Linked DNA regions of Homo sapiens: region 2 is linked to region 1. A link is a loop called in an ENCODE intact Hi-C map of the cell type or tissue named here. Cell type or tissue: heart right ventricle. All regions are shown on one strand. Each heading gives the region's core, and the rest is flanking DNA. Links, peaks and the distances in the headings are about the cores only. Region 1 overlaps LOC105379882 (a long non-coding RNA gene). Region 2 has its middle 100 kb from the start of LINC02752.

Evidence for each region. Hi-C counts contacts between places; a loop is a spot of excess contacts. Peaks named below come from ENCODE experiments on the same cell type or tissue, not always from the same donor. Only the 100,000 strongest peaks of a DNase experiment are listed, where the experiment ranks them.
Region 2: it touches region 1 in a loop (4-fold over the local background); 30 of 110 quality-filtered maps call a loop at or near these places.

Annotation. Positions count from the first base shown.
Region 1 is chr11:10,939,504-10,944,889 of GRCh38, reverse strand. It overlaps LOC105379882 (a long non-coding RNA gene), which reads right to left. Exons shown (of 4, transcript XR_001748122.2): 4 at 2,526-3,831. Among named protein-coding and RNA genes, the nearest start is that of ZBED5-AS1, 84 kb to the right of the region's middle. In heart right ventricle, for the core only: no CTCF peak of the experiment used is centred there; a DNase peak (open chromatin) is centred at 3,248.
Region 2 is chr11:11,008,357-11,013,742 of GRCh38, reverse strand. No RefSeq gene overlaps it. Among named protein-coding and RNA genes, the nearest start is that of LINC02752, 100 kb to the left of the region's middle. In heart right ventricle, for the core only: a CTCF peak has its summit at 3,012 (motif pointing right); a DNase peak (open chromatin) is centred at 3,006; H3K27me3 peaks cover 1,097 bases.

The DNA of each region.
Region 1 (5,386 bases), core at 231-5,230:
TCACCTGATGACAAGTGCCCATATGGCATATGAATTCCTGGAGGAAATAACCAGTGGCTCTTGCAAAAACCTTTAAGTGGTAGCAATTGTCACACAGCCACCCCTTAATGTCCATCGAACACTAGGTTCCCAAGATGATGTGTCAAGGGCAGCATGGATGGCTGGTAACTCTCCCTCATTATGGCTTCCCTCTGCCTGGGCAATGGTCATTTCTTGTTAAGCAGCTTATTTGAACGACAACATTGCCCATTTTAGAGCCACTCTAATTGCCCAGGCAACCAGCTTCCCTGCACTTTTTAATCAAAGAATTGGATAGTCCAATCATGGTTAATTCTAAGTCCTTTTCTTCTGGTCCCTAGCATATTGGATGAACAAAGGTTTTATGGAGCTCATTTCCTCTGTGGGACCGGAGGATGCCATGTGAGCATATGTGAAACTACTCTTCAACAACTTCAATGGTGTCTGCCCCCCTTGGATAAGCATGTGTTTGGAGAGGATGAATCGAGCCCCACAGCTGAGACCTGAGATTAGTGATTGTAGTCAGCAGTTGGTGCCTAATTAGTGAAGCAGGTAAGGGGGACTGTTGAAAGGGGTGCCTGCTGAACCAAAAGCCACCATTGAGACTGAGCTGCAGAAAGCATTTCTAAACAGCAGACAGCAGGAAGTAGGCTGATCTGGAGCTCAAGTAGAAGAGGGAGCCAGGCTGACATAGGGCTATGTTGGCCTGAGTCCCAGAACAGAATCACCACTGGACCTCTTAGGAATGCAGGGCTGAGCTCAGGGAGTAGGAGAAGGGGCTAGAGAGGGAAGAACGCCATCATCATCTTCCTACAGATGATCAGTGCTCTAGTCTAATTGCTAGAGAAGTAGAGTGAGGGTGGTGGAAGAAGACCCACGGAACATCACTGGGGCCATCATATCAGGGCCAGAGGCCTCCAGGAGCAAGGAGAGAGCCCCTGTGAAATACCAAGTCCTAAACCAAAGCCACCTACCCCAGCCGCAGTCTGCAGTTCCAGATACTGTGCATACCTGGACAGTATGTCTTCAGCTGCTCTCTACCCAGCTTGAGTGTAGCACTGTGCATGTGCTCAGCTCAGACCTGAGCAACAGGGAGCACACTCAGACTACCCACTGAGTCTGGGCCTGGCAGAAGCAAGGAACCATCAGTGGATAATGACTGCAATCAGAACTTAAGTGGAAACAGAAAGACATGCCTATTCAGCCCTTTGAAAGCTGGACTCATTTCTAGTTTTCCTTGTTATATTGAAGAACCAACATTTTTGAGCTAATATATGAGTAGAAACATGGATGCAAACTTCATTCTAATTATTAATGAGAAATGCAGATTATCCTCCTTCCTATGTTTAAAATAATCCTGATCTACGTGTATTGGAAAGTCAGACCCCTTCCTACTAAACCAGTCCCTTTATGCACTAAACCCCTTGAGCAAGGCCAAAAGCTCTGGAAAAATGCTGACCTTTCTTCTAGGCTCTAAGTGTTGAGAAATCTCTACAAATCCACAATAGAAATTAAACAGAATCACAGAGCTATGAGCTGTTAGACCTTAGTTCATCAAACATTTACTGAGCACCTACTTTACACCAGCACTGAGGGTACACAAATAAATCAGATCTAGTGTCTGCTTCTGTAGGCTCTCAGAGAGGGCAATATGCATGAACAGATGATTTTAATACAATACAATGTACACAAACCACAGAGGTATGAATACATAATGGAGAGATTGGCCTGCATTAGAAAGGGAGAGAGAAATGGGCAAAGGCCTCAAGGAAGAAGTGGCTCTGGAGCCTAAGAATGAAGAAAGAATACAATAAAGGTTGAAATATTCACTGTTATATATTAAAATGAGAATAAGATGATTCGTTTTAGAGCATAGTGGAAAAATAATAACAGTTGGGAAAGAACACTTCTCTCACCCCAGCTCAATAATTTTCTGAACAGAGAAAAAAAAAAATGGTGAAAGATTTGGAAGGAGAGGTAACAACATCAGACACCATACAAAAATGACTCGCTCTTTACCAGTGATGACAGGAAGGGTGACATCAGCACGAATGAGAGATTTTTAAAGACCAAACAGGACTAGCTCATGTCTGAGGAACTACAGCAAAATAAGAGCTGTCAAGGCTTGGGAGTGGGGCCATGTAAAATAGCATTAAGAGCAGGAAGAGGTAGGCTGCAGAGGAGTTAACATGAGTCTCCAGGACCCCACAAGGGAAGAGAGGTGCCTAGGGAAGAGAGCCTGAGACACAGTGAATCCACTGCTTATGTTGTGGGGCAGGGAAAGAAGGAACACGCTGGGAGCAAACAAGTTTTCTTACTAGTGTTGTGGGTATGAAACTAAGGCCGAAGCTCAAGCACACAAGAAATGGGACTTCACTGCACATTGTATGCACTGTCAAAATATCACATGTACTCCATAAATATGAACAATTATTATGTATCAATTAAAAAGTAGCTTTATTGAGATATTTATATACAATAAATTCATTTGTTAAAAAAAGTAGGAATTTGCTTTGTTATTACAATTTATTTTTAAGCTCCATTCCACTGAGGTTCCCTTCTTTTTCTCAGAGTTAAAGAGGGCCAAGGCATTGGAATAGGGGTGGCAATCTGCTTTTCTGTTATTATCTACCAACACTGATATAAGCTCAGATGTCCTGTCACCTCTCATTCCCAGCTATAAACCCTATTCAGATTCTACTTGCCCAGCCACTTTCATACTTCTCTCTGGTGACTAGGAATTAATTCTGCACCTCCCACATCATGCTGGGCCATAGGAAACTGTGGCACTGTCCAAGGCCCTATGATGTCACAACAGGCTGGCCAAGGGAAACATATGACCAAGACACACAACCCAGTCATTTCTTCTCCCTGGTCTGGCTACTTCTCTGGGGCTCCAGAATGAAACAAATACAGTGACCCTGGTGAAATGAACTGTGTTCAACTCAATACTGGACGTCAGTGATTATAGCTAGGAAGGTGCATCTGTTTTAGGATGCCTTCAGATATAAGAGTATTAGTTATCTTCTGTAACATAACTAATTACCCCCAAAACTGAATGGCTTAAAACAATAGACATTTATTTTCACACATTTTCTGCAAGTCAGGAATTTAGGAGTGGCTTAGCTTGGTGGTGCTGGCTCAGATTCCCTCGTGGGGTTGCAGCCAAGATGTCAGCTGGGGCCACAGTTATTAGAGAGCTTGTCTGGAGTTGGAGAACTTGCTTCCAAGATGGCACATTCACATACCTGGCAAGTTATTGCTGGCTGTTGGCAGAAGTCCTCAGTTCCTTACCACATGGACCTCTTCATAGGGCTGTTTGAGTGCCCTCATGACACAGCAGCTGACTTCCTCCAGAGTCAGTGATACAATAGAGAAAGCAAGGAGGAAGACACAATGCCTTTGTGTCCTAATCCCAGAAGTCACTCACTGTCACTTCTGCCATATTCTCTATGCTTTACAAAAAAATCACTAAGACAAGCCCACACTTAAGTGTAGGGGAAAATTAGGCTCCACTTTTTTAAAGGAGGAACATGAAAAAAATGTGTATTCATATTTTAAAACCACCACAATAAGAGGACAAAATAAATGTGTTTGAAACATGAGGATGTATGGACTCACCTAACTAGAATCCAGAAATAGAGCAAATTTCAGGATGTTGATTGACCTAATGGCTTGTTGAAGTCATCAAGGAACCAGGATCTTTCTGATTCTTTGCTCTTTTATCCAAAGGATCATCTTGAAGCTGACTCTCCTCATGGTCACAGGAAGGCTGCCAACAGCACTGAGGGTGATGTACTTCCTTGTTCATATCTAGCCAGAGAAAGGATGAACTCCTTTATCATACAACAGAACTCCCCTGTGGTCGGGGAGAATCATGTGCTAATTGGCTTAGACCTGGTCTATCTGTGCATTGGCACAGTGGCAAGGGGGTAGAACTATCTGACTGGCTTAGACTTGGACCTTGGGGTTGCTCATTCCCTCCCAAATCACAGAGTTTACACAAAGAGTGAGGGAGAATGTGGACATTGAGGAAGAATACAATGTTCACCACAAAAATAGCTAGGCGAACAAGCTGCTGATTCTAGGAGAACTAACACTAATAGCCACGGCTCAACCCCCTGAAGTTGTGGAGAAACTGGACATAACCACTCCCACTCATCTTCCCCCTCAATCCCACTCAAGGCCCAGACAGCCCACCAAGTGGAGATGCAGCTGGACCAACAAGCTTCTCGCTGGGGAGGCAAATAGTGTGTGAATATATCAGTCACCTTAGGTTCTATCACTTGAATCAGCTGAGATCCCAAGAGCTCACACTCAAGGGATTGGAACTTAGATTGGAAGGGAGACAGGGTAAAGGAATGGGAAAGTGGAAAGGGGAGGGGGATGTTGACTAGCACAGGCCTTTCTAAGCAACTCCCCAGCTTTCCCACAAGCCCCACACACAGCCTCCCTCTCTAATTGTATCATGGCCATGATGGGATGGCCCAATTCACATGGGCCCTATGCCTCAAAGCATCAGGTACATACAGAAAAGAGGCTTACTATGTTGGGCCCTGTATTAGTTTCCTAGGCTGCTGTAATAAAGTGCCACAAACTGAGTATAGCTTATTGTCCCGAGAATTTATTGTCCCACGGTTCTAGAGGCTAGGAGGATGAAATCAAGGTGTTGAGGGGGTGGTGTTTCCTCTGAGACCCTGGTAGAATACTTCCTGGCCTCTTCTTAGCTTCCGGTGGTGGTCAGCAATCCTTGGCATTACTTAGTTTGCACCCGCATCACTCCAATCTCTGCCTCTGTCATCATATGACATTCTCCCTATGCATCCCCGTCTTTGCATGGTGTTTTTCTTTTCTTATAAGGACACGAGTCATATTGGATTACGGCCACCTTAATGATTTAATCTTAACTTTATTATATCTGCAAAGACTCTATTGCCAAATAAAGTCACATTCTCCAATACCCGGGGTTGGAACTAAAATACATCTTTTGTGGCGATGCAATGTAACCCACAACAGACCCCTTTCATTAGTTCTTCCTCCAGTGCTTTTGGTAATAGCTGCTAAGCAACTGCAGTTCTTTCCTTTAAAGAATAGTCTGTATTTCCCAGTCTAATCATCCTTCATGGATTTGGAAGGTAAAGCCAGGGGGATGTCCTATCTGCTGGTCCTTCAAGAATATAATGCACTGGCTCACCAATGGATGCAAGATTGGTGATTTCTCTGTTAAATTAGCCTGTGTACGGAGTGCTCAGCCTGCTTAATGCCTTCCTGAACCAGGGAGATGTACTGAAGCAGCATTTAGGTTCTGGCCATACAAACCTAACCTCTCTCTCCTCTCAGGGCCTTAGTTTCCTCATCTGTAAACTCT
Region 2 (5,386 bases), core at 236-5,235, 69 kb before region 1:
TCTCAGAGCTCTGCAGCCCCTCTAATATAAGGCTTTTTTGCAGTAAGTCTCAGGATTCATGGCATTTCTGAATCTGCAGTTCCTTGCCTTTTGTCAGTTCTGGAAGAGTATCAGCTAATATCTCTTTAACTCTTTAAATACCATCTCTACCCCATTCTCTGTATTCTGTGCATTTGGAATTTGGAACTTCATACACAGAAACACGCATGCACACACACATGCATGTGCACGCACACAGGCAGGAACATTTATATGAAATTCTTATGCTTACTCTCTGGTATACACACACAGACACACACACATATACACACATATTTTTCCATACTTTTGTCTCTCTGTCCTTCTTTTTGGGAATTTCCTCAGATCTTGCTTCCATTTCACTAATTTGGTCTTCAACTGTGTTTGCTGTTTAACAAATCCAATGACTTTTTAAATTTCCAATGATTATAGTTTTATCTAAAAATTATATTTGTTGGCCGGGAGAGGTGGCTCACGCCTGTAATCCCAGCACTTTGGGAGGCCGAGGTGGGTGGATCACAAGGTCAAGAGATGGAGACCATCCTGGCCAACGTGGTGAAACCCTGTCTCTGCTAAAATTAGCTGGGCGTGGTGGTGCATGTCTGTAGTACCAGCTGCTCGGGAGGCTGAGGCAGGAGAATCACTTGAACCCGGGACACGGAGGTTGCGGTGAGCTGAGATCACTGCACTGCATGCCAGATTTACTAATAGAATTGAGTCCTAGCTATTCCTGCAACACTATTCTATGCTCTATTCTATTAGATTTGCTAATAGAATAGAGTGAGACTCCATCTCAAAAACAAAACAAAAAAATATATATTTGTTGTTTTCAATTTGCTCATTCTTTTATCTTGATAATGTTAAAAATCCTTATTATATATTCTTTTTCATATTGATTTTTGGTGTCTTAAACTCTTAGATATCTAATTATCCCTTTTATTATATCCCCTGACTTTTATTCTGGATGGATCATTTCTTCATTTATTTTGTAATTTTTATGGTGAGATAACATATTGTTTCATGCCAGGGTCTCAATTCTAATAGTCTGCCTTAAGCAAGGTCAAGACTGTCCTCTCATCCTACTGTGGATGATATAACCAAAATTAGCAAGACCAGTAACACACACACACACACACACACACACACACACACACACCAGCTACAAACTCAGCTCTGTATTTACTGCTTTGGTTTTCAGTTCCTTCTTCACTTTGGGCCTCTAGGGGATCTCTTTTTCTTGAAAACTCAGCTATTCATTCTGAGTGGTTATTATAATACCTTACCCAGCATTTCTAGGTGTTTTTATGTGGAAAGTTTTATGCATTCCTAATCTGCCATCTTGCTGGAACCAGAGATCAAACTGAACTTACTGGCATGTTGCATGTAATATTTTTTAACTATTGTGAAGTCAAAATTGGGTCATTAATGAGCAGATAACTGGTGGGGATACATCAGTGTATAAGTCATGAAGTTACACGTGTGAACTTCAGCATGGTTTCACAGAAATACCTTAGCGCTTCAAGATCCATAGATATTGCTTTGAATTTTAGCTCTGCAAAATGTAATACCTATGTGATCTTAGGTAACTTAGGATCTCTAAATATATTTTCACCTGCAAAATAGAAATGTTCATGTTTCACGGTCACTAGTGATGCCAAACCTAAAAACATGTATTAAGATCTATTTGGAATAAAAATATTTTAAAATCGTATGACACACTTGCATGCCTTCTTCCAAAGAATAAAAATTACTTTACCTTGTCTTAGACACTCGGAGTTGTTGCTTCCAGCCTGAGCGACCAAGCTGAGAAGGGAAGAGAGGAACATGCGTCAGGACTACTGTGGTCTGTTGGTCTTTTCCCCATACACAGGATGCCACCAATACAAAAGGACTAGATGACAAGTGACACGAGTCTGCTGTGCTACATGCCAGGGCAGCCTCACAGTTAACATCTGCTCTCAAGATGCTCATACTTAGAAAAAAGTCAACCATGGAAATATAAGAACAAGTACAAAGAAGGTTCCGCCAAGACCTTTCTATACACCCTCTCAAGAATTTTCACAACAGCCCTGAGAAAATTATATTATGCCCATTTTACATATTAGGAAACTGAGTTTCACTAAAGGTTATATGATCACAATAATTGAGGAAGCCAAAAATGAGACCTTCTTAACCGCTCCACCACCCCTCCTCCGTCAGCCAATTAGGCTCTCCCTCCTCTGCACTCCCAAAACACTTCGTGCTTGCCCGATATAGCACTTACCACACTGAACTCAAGTTTTCGGTTCAGAGTCTATCCCCGCCCTTAGAGCTTCTTGAGGACACTAATTGTCTAGTATTCATCTTTGAATCCCAAGCCTCTGGACAAGGTGACTCTAACAAAGATTTGCTGAATGAAACTCAGACTTCCTATCTCCAAATCCAGTATTCTTTCCTCAGTCCCACACTATTTCCTGGTCGTTATCACAGAAAGCACCAGAGCCCACCTGGAATAGCCCCCTGCCCATTTGCATCTGAATCCATGACTCTCTCCCAAGGTCAGGAAATAAACAAGGCTTTTTCCCTGGGTAGCAGAAACTAAAGCCAGATCCATTGCTGTGTCCCTCTCCAGGCTGGGCACAGAGTCTGGCATGGGGCTGGGCACCTCTTAGGGAATCAGAAAGCCTGGGTGATTGAAATTGATTAGCCTTTTGATTTGAGGAGCCTCAGACACAGAACAGTGCTGACTCGGGGAATCACAGCTCCCGCAATGACTCATACATCAGGATCTCTTTAATGGGAAATTATGGAAATGTGCTGCCTGCGGAGCTGTCTTAATTAAGAACGACCTGATCTTGATTGCAGCGTCTGAGTGAACTCCCCTCCCCTCTCCTTTTCTCCTTGACACCAAGAAGCGGAATCTGGCTGCCTTTGACAAGGCTTTCCTTCTCCCAGTCACGCTGCTGACAGGCTGTGGTTGGTGACAGTTGAGCTAGTTGGGGGTGGCAGCCCTTCAGCCAGCAGGAGGCTCCCTAATGGACAACATCAATCAGTGAGTAGCAGAGATTCCGGAGCCTCTGTCCTGTCCCAGGTCTCAGGAAAGGCTGGGGCTAAGTCTAGGAACAGGCAAAACGTAACCAGGTTGGATGTTTTTCCGGCACCCATTCTCCCCACCTCTGTCCCAAAGCTAGTTTATCCTGGAGACTATATTCCAACTAGAAAATAAAGATAGGCTCCCTTTACCACCTACCACCTCTGAGCTCCAGCCCCCAACCTAAGGGCAAGCTGGGCCTGAGCCCCCAAGGGAAGAAAGGGTACAGCCATTCTCTCTCCATGCTCATGGACATCCTATTAACCCATTAATGCCAGAGGTTGCAATTTTTTTGAAGTACAGACATGTGTGAAAAATCAGGCTGTGGCAATGACCTTGAGCAGTAGGATATAAATAACTCCCAGATGCTTAGCGTTCCAATAATGGAACACTAGGCATAAATGGGTTTAATATACTCAGGGTCCAAAAAGATGACTGGGCTCCAGGAAGGTTTGGCTTCTCAAGCCAAGATTCTAAACCCTAGCCCAGAGCCAGATATAACCTGAAAATTTCCTGTCAGCCCAGATTCCCTCATTCAGACCATCCCTGGATTCCCCATCACCATACTCTATCCACGTGCCACACCCTCATTCAGCAAACATTTGCTCATGTGTGTGAGGTCCTGACACTCTGTGGCTCCATGTCCTTCTCCCCTCCCTCTCCAAACACACACACACACACACACACTTACAATTTTGAAATCGGGTATTTATTGAACTGATAAAAGAGTTTTCAAAGAAGTTTTATCACCATGTGTGACTCATCTTTTAGTTGGTAGCTTTAGGTTTCTCTTGTCCCCAGCTTCTCAAGAGAGTAATTAATAAAGCACAAACAAACATTTAAATCATTTGGGAACTCACTATTTAAATGCTCCAAGAGTGAGCTTCATGTAATGATACAGCCATTCCTGAAATCATCTGTGGGCAAAATCTCCTTAAACTGGAAGACCCTGGGATAGAAGTCCCACTTGAATGAATAGGGCTGTTAAACCTCACCTGACAGGACAAGATGGGGGATAGTGTGTACCTACTCTCCATATATCAGCTGCCCTAACTTGTTCACAAGGGCTATCAGAAACCTTAATCCTAGAAAACACCCCTTTTACCTGTGGCTTGGCTCTGCTTCTCCTATCTAACCCTTTCCAGTGGCTTCGTGTTACCCAGATGAGTAATTATCAGAGTGTGGTTCCCGAACCAGCAGCATCAGCATCACTGGGAACATAAAAGAAATGCAAAATCTCATGCCTCACCCAAGACCTACAAACCAGAAACCCTAAGGGTAGGGAGGACCTGTGGCAATCTGTGTTTTAAGCAGCCTTCCGGGAGACTCTAATGAGAAAAGCTTGAGAACCACTGCCCTACATAGAGATGCAGCCTTTGCAAGACCTGCAAGGCCCTCCACAAAGACGCTGCTAGCCCACAGGAGCCTTTGTGTAAATTACAGAGTCTCCTCTGGGAGGATGTGACCACAAGCACACACTTGTCACACAGAGCCAGAGCTGTATTTTAGCCCCACTCGCCCCCTTGGCTGGGCAACCTCATAAAGTAAACAGCCCACACGGTGAGACATAGCAGCCCTGCCCATAGGAACAGACTCTCTGACCCAAGGCTTCACCACTGGCCTCCTCATCCCCTATGTTCCGGCCACTCCAGACATTTTGCAGCTCCCTGCACACATCATGGTACTTCCTGCCTCTTGCATGCCTTTGAACAAGCTGGTCTCTCTACCTAGAATTCTCTCTCCCTTCCCCGTGTTTCTACCTAGAAAACTCCTGCAACCTTTAAGACTCAGCTTGGTTGTCTCCTCTTCCAAGAAATAATTGCTGACTGCAGGAGAGTCTGATTCCACTCCTCTCAGCTCCCTTACTGCGCTGCGTTCGCCTCTCACATTGCCCTTACCTTGCTGCATTTTAATTGTTTGTTTCCTTGTCTCTGTCCTCCTCAAGGGCAGGATCTGTGTCTGATTCACCTTTTATCACAATATCAGCACAGTGCCTGGCATGTTCATACCGGGACAAAATCTACTGAATGTCAGTTCTGTACCAGGCTCTCTGTACCAGAGATAAAGTGAAGATCACACCAGACAGATTGACCTCATGGAGGTGATTCACAGTTAAGAGAATGGTGGAAAGGGAAGGAAGGAAGAAAGGAAGAAGCAAGACCTTTGCAGAAGTGGTGGGACATAATTGCTTTTCTGGTGATTTGGAATGATTTAGAAGCTGCCTCAAAAATATGATAACTTCCTCCAGCTCTGGGAGGATGAATTCATTTTCTGTAAGGCCCTCTCCAGATACAGTCA